Linked DNA regions of Homo sapiens: region 2 is linked to region 1. Evidence: chromatin loops called from intact Hi-C (ENCODE). Cell type or tissue: chondrocyte. All regions are shown on one strand. Links, peaks and the distances in the headings refer to the core of each region. The heading gives the core; the rest is flanking DNA.

What was found. Hi-C counts contacts between places; a loop is a spot of excess contacts. Peaks named below come from ENCODE experiments on the same cell type or tissue, not always from the same donor. Only the 100,000 strongest peaks of a DNase experiment are listed, where the experiment ranks them.
Region 2: a loop joins it to region 1, with 5 times the contacts of the local background. A loop is called at or near these places in 32 of 110 quality-filtered maps.

Annotation. Positions count from the first base shown.
Region 1 is chr12:48,616,121-48,621,059 of GRCh38, forward strand. No RefSeq gene overlaps it. Among named protein-coding and RNA genes, the nearest start is that of SNORA2C, 36 kb to the right of the region's middle. In chondrocyte, for the core only: CTCF peaks have their summits at 2,519 (motif pointing left) and 2,732; no DNase peak of the experiment used is centred there.
Region 2 is chr12:48,194,924-48,199,862 of GRCh38, forward strand. LOC102725258 (a long non-coding RNA gene) reads left to right here and starts at 3,438. Exons shown (of 3, transcript XR_001749122.3): 1 at 3,438-3,497. In chondrocyte, for the core only: CTCF peaks have their summits at 2,771, 2,973 and 3,178; a DNase peak (open chromatin) is centred at 3,358.

The DNA.
Region 1 (4,939 bases), core at 960-3,459:
GCAGACTGGAATGGCTGAGTCTACCAAACTACAGCAATTATGAGTTTAATTTCTTTTATAGATATAAGATTATTCAGATTTGTATTAATTCTTATGTCATTCTGGTCATTAGCATCTTTCAAGTAATTTAAAAATTTTATTTAAATTGTCAAATGTATTGGCATAAGGTTGTTCATAATACTGCCTTTTAATTCTTTTAATATCTGTAGGGTTTGTAGTGATACCTCTTCTTTTGTTTATTGATATTGATAATTTGTGTTTGTCTGGGTTTAAGTCAATTTAGCTGATAATTTATCAATTTTATTGATTTTTTTCAAAGAGCTAATTTTTTGCCTGTAATCCCAGCAATTTGGAAGGCCAGACCACTTGAGCCTAGGAGTCCAAGACCAGCCTGGGCAACATGGTGAAACCCTGACTCTACAAAAAATCTAAAACATTAGCCAGGCATGGTGGTGTATACCTGTAGTTCCAGCTACCTGGGAGGCTGAGATGGGAGGATCACCTGAGCCCAAGAGGTTGAGGCTGCAGTGAGCCATGATCATATCACTGCACTCCAGCCTGAATGACAGAACAATACCCTGTTTCAAATTTTTAAAAACTAATTTTTGTTTTATTGGTTTTTCTCCTTTATATTCATTGATTTCCATTCTTTGTTATTTTCTCTGTTCTATTTACTCTGAGTCCATCTTGCTTTTCCTGATCTACCTTGTTAAAGTGGAAGCTTAAATTATTGGTTTTAAATATTTATCTTTCTAACATAAGCATTTAAAGACATAAAGTTTCTTCTAAGCACTGATTTAGCAGCATTTCACAATTTTTCATATGTAATTATTATAATTTAGTTCAAAATATTTTCTAATTTCCCTTGTGATTTCTTCCTTTACTCATGGGTTATTTAAACACACATTGCATGCGAGGCACAATGGCTCATGCCTGTAATCCCAGCACTTTGGGAGGCCAAGGCAGGAGAATTTTTTGGGGCCAGGGGTTTGAGACCAGCCTGGGCAATATAGCAAGACCTTGTCTCTACAAAAAAAAAAAAAACTTAATTAAGCAGATATAGTGGCACATGCCTCTAGTCCCAGCCACTCAGGAGGCTGCAACAGGAAGATTATTTGAGTCCAGGAGTTTGAGGTTACAGTAAGCTATGATCACACCACTGCACTGCAGCCTGCGCAACGGAGTGAGACTATGTCTCTCAAAAAATCATAATAATAGGCTGGGCGCACATCTATAATCCCAGCTCACATCTATAATCCCAGCACTTTGGGAGGCCGAGGCGGGTTCATGAGGTCAGGAATTTGAGACCAGCCTGGCCAACATGGTGAAACCCCGTCTGTACTAAAATACAAAAAATTAGCCGGGTGTGGTGGTGTGTCTCTGTAGTCCCAGCTACTCGGGAGGCTGAGGCAAGAGAATCACTTGAACCCAGGAGGCAGAGGTTGCAGTGAGCCGAGATCGCATCACTGCACTCCAGCCTGGTGGCAGAGCGAGCCTCCATCTCAAAAAAAAAAAATCATCATAAAATAAAAGTATGTTGCTTAAATTCTAGATATTTTATTGTTGTTTATTTCTAATTTACTCCCCTTGTGGTAATAGAAAATATTCAGCTTTATCTTAATTCTTTGAAATTTATTGAGTTTTGTTTTATAGCCCAGCATATGGTCTATTTTGGTGAGAAAGTCTTTCTTGCTGTTATACATGAAGTGTACTATAAATGTCAATCATATCAAGTTGGTTGATAGTGTTTTGTAAGTTTTCTACATACATACTGATTTTCTGACTACTCGTTGAATAAATGCTTGAGAGAAGAACGTTGAAATATCCAACTGTAGTCATTTCAGCTCTATCAGTTTTTCCCTCATTCACTTCATTTTGAAGCTCTGTTATTGAGTCCACACACATTTCAGATTGTTCTACCTTCTTGATGAATTTAACTCGTTATCATTATATAAATTCTTATTTATTCCTAGAAAATTTCTTGTTTGGAACTCTATTTTGTCTTACATTAATACAACCACTACAGCTTTCTTTGTTGTTGTTGTTGTTGTTTTACTTTAATCACCTTGACAAGTACAACTTTCTTATGATAATCATTTTCATGACATATTCTCATGTTTATATTTATATTTAAAGTTCATTTATTACAGAACAAAACGCTGGTTACCGGGAGCAGGTGTGAGGAGGAAATGAGGAGATGTATGTCAGAGAATGCAAAGTGGCAGATATATAGGATGAACGAATCTAGAGATCAAATGTACATAAAACATGAGGATCACAGGTAATAAAATTGTACTCTATACGGGATTCAAGCTAAATGAGTATATTTTAGCTGCTCTTGCCACAAAAACAAAAACCATGAGTAACTGCATGAGATGATGGATATGAAAATTTGCTTCACCATAGTCAACCTAAATGAAGATGTTTGCCAGTTTCTTCTACTCAGGAGCTCTTGTGTCTGTCTGCAATGCTGCCGCTTCTCGGGTGCTGTAGAAAGCTGCGGTACTGGAGTTCCACCTAGTGTTTGTCTGTGGTACTGCAGATTCTGGTGCTGGAACAAACCACGTTGATCACCTTTGTCCTTAACCAGCCCCAACCTGAGCACTGTTCCTGTCAGTGCTTAAATTTGGGCAGCTCCCTCAACAGCATCTTCATAAGTCAGAATGTTGGGTGCACATTTCACTCCTTTCCCTTCCCAGGAAGAAGTGGAGAGTTGGAGGTATCCTTCAGATTATGTCATGCCGTGCCAGAGGGAAGGGTGAGTGAATGTCATAAATTTTCCTGCTAAGTTTTGATAGGGTTGCCTTCGCACTCGACTGAGGGGCAAGAACCTATTAACTGATTTCTGGATTCTTCAAACAGGTTTATATATTGTTAAGTTCATGTTCTCATGGAAGAAAGAGGGTCTGGAATTTCTTATTCTGCCATCTTGCTCATGTCTTTTATCATTTTTCTCTGGTTAGTGGTCACATTTATCTGCTTCTTTGTATTTCTACTAATCGTTCTATTAGAGGCTGGACATTATGGATATCCTGTTGTTGCGTGTCTGGATTTTGGGTTTTTTTTTTTGTTGTTTTTTGTTTTTTTTTTTTTTTTGAGATGGATCCTCTGTCGCTCAGGCTGGAGTGCAGTGGCGCGATCTCGGCTCACTGCAACTTCCGCCTCCCAGGTTCAAGCGATTCTCCTGCCTCAGCCTCCTGACTAGCTGGGATTACAGGCGCCCACCACCACGCCCGGCTAATTTTTGTATTTTTACTAGAGAGGGTGTTTCACCATATTGGTCAGGCTGGTCTCAAACTCCTGACCTTGTGATCCACTTGGCCTTGTTCTAGTAGACAGTTAAGATACTTAAGGTTCAGTTTAATCTTTTCAAGCTTTGTTTTTAAGTTTTGTTCGAATAGGTCTAGATTAGCTTTTATTCTTCGACTGATTTATACCTATACCTAAGGTGTGACCTTTCTGAGATATCTGCTGCATACCCCCAGTTTTCAATGAGATCTCTCCAGCCTGAATGGTTGGAGCTCTAACATCTCCCATTCTGTATGAGTTCTAGTGGTTACTTAACTTACAGCTCCTAGTAATATTCAGCCAAAGTCTCATGAGATTCCTACATAGGTTTCTGAAATTCTTTCTCACTATACCTCCCTCCTCTTCTGCCCTACAAATTTAAACAATCTCTGCCTCTCCAAACTCTGATCTCTGTCTCCTCAGCTTAGGCCCTCCTGGATTCCAGGTCTGGAAAGTGAGTCAAGACAGAAAAACTAATGTGATGGTAGGACTTCCCTTCTCTAAGGAATTAAGGTTCTGTGCTATATGTTTTCCAGTAGCTGGAAACAGATATTTTATGTGTTGTCCATTTTGTAGTTGTTTACATCAGGAGGACTAGACTGGTACCAGTCACTCCGTCATGGGTGGAAGCTGAAAACCTTACCCTCATTTTTAACTTTCTTTTTTTTTTTTGAGATGGTGTCTCACTCTGTCGCCCAAGCTGGAATGCAGTGGCACAATCTTGGCTCACTACAACCTCTGCCTCCCGGGTTCAAGCGATTCTTCTGCTTCAGCCTCCTGAGTAGCTGGGATTACAGGCGCCCACCAACAAGCCCAGCTAATTTTTCTATTTTTAGTAGAGGCAGGGTTTCACCATGTTGGCCAGGATGATCTTGATCTCCTGACCTTCTGATCCACCCGCCTTGGCCTCCTAAAGTGCTGGGATTACAGGCTTGAGCCACCATGCCCAGCCCCCTCATTTTTAACTTTCTAAAACCTCTACTGTTTTACATTCTAGTGCATATTCCACTTTCTCCATTAACTTCCCTTAATCCCTTCTCAATAAACTATGCAGCTCTTTTGTAGCAGTTGTCACATATTCCATACTGTACCATAGTTAATCTGCAGGCAGATCCTATGTCTTGATCATCCAATAATGCCTAACATGTGTGGAGCTCCAAAACGTTTATTTATAAGTTAACCCAATTAAAAAATGGGCTAAGGACCTGAACAGACATTTCTCAAAAGTCATATAAATGACCAATAAATACATGAAAAACTGCTCAGCGTTACTAATTATTAGGGAAACGCAAATTAAAACCACAATGAGATATCACTTCATACCTGTTAGAATGACTTTTATCAAAAAGATGAAAGATAACAAGTGTTGGAGAGGATGTGGAGAAAAGGGAACTCATATATATTGATGGTGGGAATGCAAATTAGTAAAGCCATTATGAAAAATGATATGGAGGTTCCTCAAAAAACTAAAATAGAATTACCATACAACTCATTAATCCCACTTCTGGATATATATCCAAAGGAACTGAAACAAATATGTCAAAGGAATAGCTGTGCCCTCCTGTTCATGGCAACATTATTCCCAACAGTCAAGATATGAAAACAACCTAAGTGTCCATCAACAGGTGAATGGATAAAGAAAATGTAACAT
Region 2 (4,939 bases), core at 1,522-4,021, 420 kb before region 1:
GTGACATAGTACAGATTGCTATTCTGGATCTAATTCTGACCCACAAAGATGGAACTGATTAGTGAAATGGAAGTGAAGAAAAATCTTTGAGAGAAAGTAACCACGTCACTGAGTTTCTGGTAGCCAAGGAGATAAGGTGAAATATGTGTCCAGGGTTATGAAAAACTTGACTTCAAACAGTTAAAGGCTATGATTTTCATAGCTTGAGACTGTATGAGGGAAAAGGTTCAAAGAGGGTTAAATTCAGTCAGAACAGTGACTTTGGAATTCAGTGAAGAGGAGTGAATGGAATGCCTAGAGACCTCACCAGTGAATTCAGATTTGGAGATATCTGGCAGAGAATAAGCACAACTAAGAAAGTGGTACCCATATTTCAACGTTTTAAAAGCGCAAGTCATAAAGCAAAAGCTGGGGAGCTTCATTATTAAAAAATTAAGGATTTCTGTTCCATAAAGGGCATCATTAACGAAGTTAACGGGCAGATGGCAGAATGGAGAATATATTTGCTTTGTCTAAAACTGACAACAGTGTAATATCACCCTAAAATATGTAAGGAACGCCTGCAAATGAACAGGAAAAAGCAACCCAATTTAAAAAAAAGAAGCAAAGAATATGAACAGGCAATTAATTGCAGAGGAGAAAGCTAATAAATATATGGAAATTTACATTAGTAATCAAATGCAAATTAAACAAATAATGAGATATCACTTTATTCCTATCAAACCAGTGATTAGAAATCTAGAAAATAGCACATGTTGGCTGGGTGCAGTGGCTCATGCTTGTAATCCCAGCACTTTGGGAGGCCAAAGCAGGAGAACTACTTGACCCCAGGAGTTTGAGACCAGCCTGGGCAACACAGTGGGATCCTATTTCTACAAAAAAATTAAAAAATTAGTTGGGCATGGTGGCATGTGCCTATAGTCCCAGCTACTCAGGAGGTTGAAGCAGGAGGATCGGTTGAGCCTGGGAGGCTGCAGTGAGCCATAATTACACCACTGCACCCCAGCCTAGACAGCAGAGTGAGACTCTGCCTCAAAAAGAAAAAAAAAAAAGAAAAGAAAAGAAAAAGAAAAATTGCAAGTGTTGTCAGACGTGGAAATACAGAATCTTGCACTGCTGCAAGATTGGTTCCACCACTTTTGGAAAGCGATATGGCATTACTCGGACACATTAAACAGATTTATACCCAGTAGCCCAGCAGCAATTCCTCCCCTAAGTAACATAAAACAAATTATTTACAAGTTCACAAGGGGATTCAATGCAGGGTTATTTGTAGTAGCATGGAGTTGGAAGCAGCATGGGAGCTCATCAATGGAAGAGTGGACAGATGCATACCGCGGACTATTAGGCATCAATGTGAAGTAACAGATTAAATATTAACATCTGGCAACGTGGATGGAGCCAAAAAACAGTGCTTAGGTTAAACAAATATAAGTAATGAGACAAATATCTCAGTAGGTTTGAAGTACATTTAATAATGCATGCTCACGAAATAATAACTATGTTTAGAAAACACATAAATGGAAATATCCACATTAAGCACATTAGAAAATTGCCTATTGTAGTGAGAAAATGGGACTTGAAGGGTATAAATAAATAAATAAATAAATAAAACAAGAGGGCCTCACTGTCATGGTCTGATGATAGTATGCCATGAACTGAGGAGTATGACTAACTCAATCCTTTCAGGAACAAACAAAACTTTAAAACATAGCAAAAAAAAAAACATAAATCATAACACCACCTGAAAGATGGAATGAGGAAAAACTTGCAAAAAAGAAAACTGGCTGGGCGAGGTGGCTCACGCCTGTAATCCCAGCACTTTGGGAGGCCGGGGTTGGGGGGGGGGCGGATAATCTGAGGTCGGGAGTTCGAGACCACCCTGACCAACATGGAGAAACCCCGTCTCTACTAAAAATACAAAATTAGCCGGGAGTGGTGACGCATGCCTGTAATCCCAGCTACTTGGGAGGCTGAGGCAGGAGAATCTCTTGAACCAGGGACGCGGAGGTTGTGGTGAGCCGAGATCTTACCATTGCACTCCAGCCTGGGCAACAAGAGCGAAACTCCGTCTCCGACTCAAAAAATAAATAAATACATAAATACATAAATAAATAAAAAGAAAAGAAAACTGACCGCAAAATGGGCTCTTATTTTGAGCATGTACAAAACACAGGTAAGTCTGATGGTCTCGGTACATGCGATACTGTTAACAGTTGGAAGAGGGGAGAAACATTTCTGGAGGTGCTAACTGAAGTGCTTGAAATACTTTATGTTATTTAATCCTCATAACCACACTGAAGCATCGTTGCCCTAGTTAAGCCTCTTCAGCTAAGACTCTTCAGTTGCAAGAAACAGAAACCCATTTCAGACAGCTTTAAGCCAAACAACAACAACAAAAACATTTGTTATATGGGCGTAAGGTTATTTCACAGAACCCAAGAGTGAGAATGCAGCTGGGTCTTCAAGGCTGACCCAAACCAAGTGCTCCTTGAGGATCTAAATATATTTTTCATCTCCTAGATAAACCATATTTCTATATGTTAAACTGAATATTTCAGAGGAAGTCACTAATAATAGGTGTCTCGGGGGCTTCCGTGAAGGTTCAGGGCTCTGGACATTCCCACTCCACTCCTATCAGAACAGCTCTGTTTTTATTTGGTTAATACATCAGGATTCTGCCTAAGAGTTCATTGAGGAAATAGCACTACAGCACCTCCTCTGGCCAGATACTGTGCAAAGAATTACAAAATAAATCACAGACGAGTGGAGAAGATAGGAAAGTAAATACACTCTAAAACAATAAAGGAGTACAGTGACAGAAAAACGCACAGATTATTAAGGGAACTCAAAGAAAGTCTAGTAAGCCCAGAAAGGGGTAGGGCTTATGGGAGGTTTCACGGAGTGGATACCTGGAAAGGGGAGGTAAGGCAGCTCAAAGGACACTGTTGTTCAACGGAGGGAAGCGGATTCAACAATTATACAATTCGCTGAGTCGGGGCTTTCACTGCGAAAGAACTTGGCTTCGGATCCGTGATCAAGGCTGGGAGCTATGGAGGTGGATGTGATTGGCAAAGACCTCTGCTCAGGTCTGCGTCAAACCTTGCTTCGCTCCCATCCCATTCTGCGCCAATAGGGCGCAGTATCCCAACCATTCCACTCGGCTAGGAGGGGATCCTAAGCCTCAAGGTCCGCATCTCCCGCTGGAGGGACTGAGCAGCCGCACTGGTGTCCCAGAATAGATCGTGTTCCCCAGAGGTTGTCAGGTTCCCGCAATTCGGCGCGGGCGAGGCGGCCAAAGAGAGGGCGCTCATTGGCTGCCACAGCCCCGGTCCGAGAGGCCGAAGAAGGCTGATTCGTCACAGGCCGTCAGCGCGGGCCACGCCTATTTCCTCTCCAGGTTCTAATTAGGTCAGGGGCCCTACAGCCTCTTGGGTAGTTTGCAAGTGCGTCGCGGAGCCGGCCTCGGAAATATGGCGACAGCTTCAGCTTTCAGTGTGAGGGAGCCGAGGGCCCAGCCAAACCCTGCGGGAGGCAATTCCTGGGTACCCTTCCCATATTTTCGGTCTTTGGGCTGCGCCGTGGTAACCTCAGAGCCTGGTTGCGTGCTCACCAGCGACAAGTGTCTTTCATTGGGACATGAAAGGGGACTGGGAAGTGCCGTGCAGTTTCAGGGTGGTTTCTGGTTAATTACATTTTCATGGGTTTTCGCAGAGTCTGGGGGCAATTTGTGTCCTCCAGAGACCAGGGACCAGGGCCGAAGCTACGGCAGGGGAGACGCGGCCAGGGCCGTGGCTTCTAGTGCGAGCTCGGTTCGCGTCCGTTCCCGTCTGGCGCCCGGGCCTCCGGGAGCCCAGGGCCTTGAATGAGACAGTGCTCGTCCTTGAAAAAGCAGTTCTAGGTCACTCGGCCTGCTTTGCCAGCATTCCGGGCCCCAGCTCACCTTCCGCCATCCATGTTGACAACACCAGTTCTACGACGAAGCGGGCGATTCCTCTTGCCTGGAATTTCACTCGTCCCCGGTATCGAACCCCCGCCCCAATTTTCTACGTTACAACTCCAGCGTATTTTTAACGGCGCAGCCAGTATCACCTCCTTGGTATAAAGCCTGCGCTGTCCTGGACCTTCTTAGGAGTGCAGGCTTAGGAACAGGAGCTATGCTGTTCTATTATTTTTCTTTAGTTTAATTTTTTTTTTTTAGAGATGGGATCTCGCTGTGTCGCCCAGGCTAGAGTGCAGTGGCGGGATCATAGCTTACTGCAGGCTGGGGTCAAGCAATCCTCCCGCCTCAGCCTCCTGAGTGTATGGGATTATAGGCGCAGGCCTCTATGCCATTGTAAATGCTGTGGATTTTGAGTATTTGACCTCTATGAGCCTCAGTTTTTGCATCTCAACATTGAGATAATACTAGTACCTCATAAGGTTATGTGACGATTAAATGGAAAGCTCTTACAATATAAGTGCTTAATAAGTATGTTATCATATGTGCTTCCAAAGTACTTTGTGTAGGCCTTTTATAACGCTTGCCCTTTCTATTACCATTATTTGTTCTTGCCTGCCCTACTAGACTGAGATTCTCAAAAGCTGGAACTGTCTTGTTTATAATCTCAGCGTCTGTCAGTGCTGGGCAAATGTAAAGCTAAGAAATGATTTCTTAGAAAACTTTTTAAAAGCAGTCTTTCTTCTCCTTTCCCTTTCTTCCTTTCCTTCACTTTTTCCTCTTTGAGATAGGAATTTTCAAACCTAGAGAAGAAGCTGAGACCCTAGGGGGAAAGATTGGGACCTTTTTGTTGTTGTTCTCAGTGGTGACCAAAAGAGCCTTAACATTCACCTCAGCCTGACAACTTTAGACAGGTTTCTTCTGGATGTTAGGGCCCTGACCTCCCCTTTCTTTGAGTGTTTACTTTAGAAAACTTGTGATTGCAAAATTCTTCTCTGC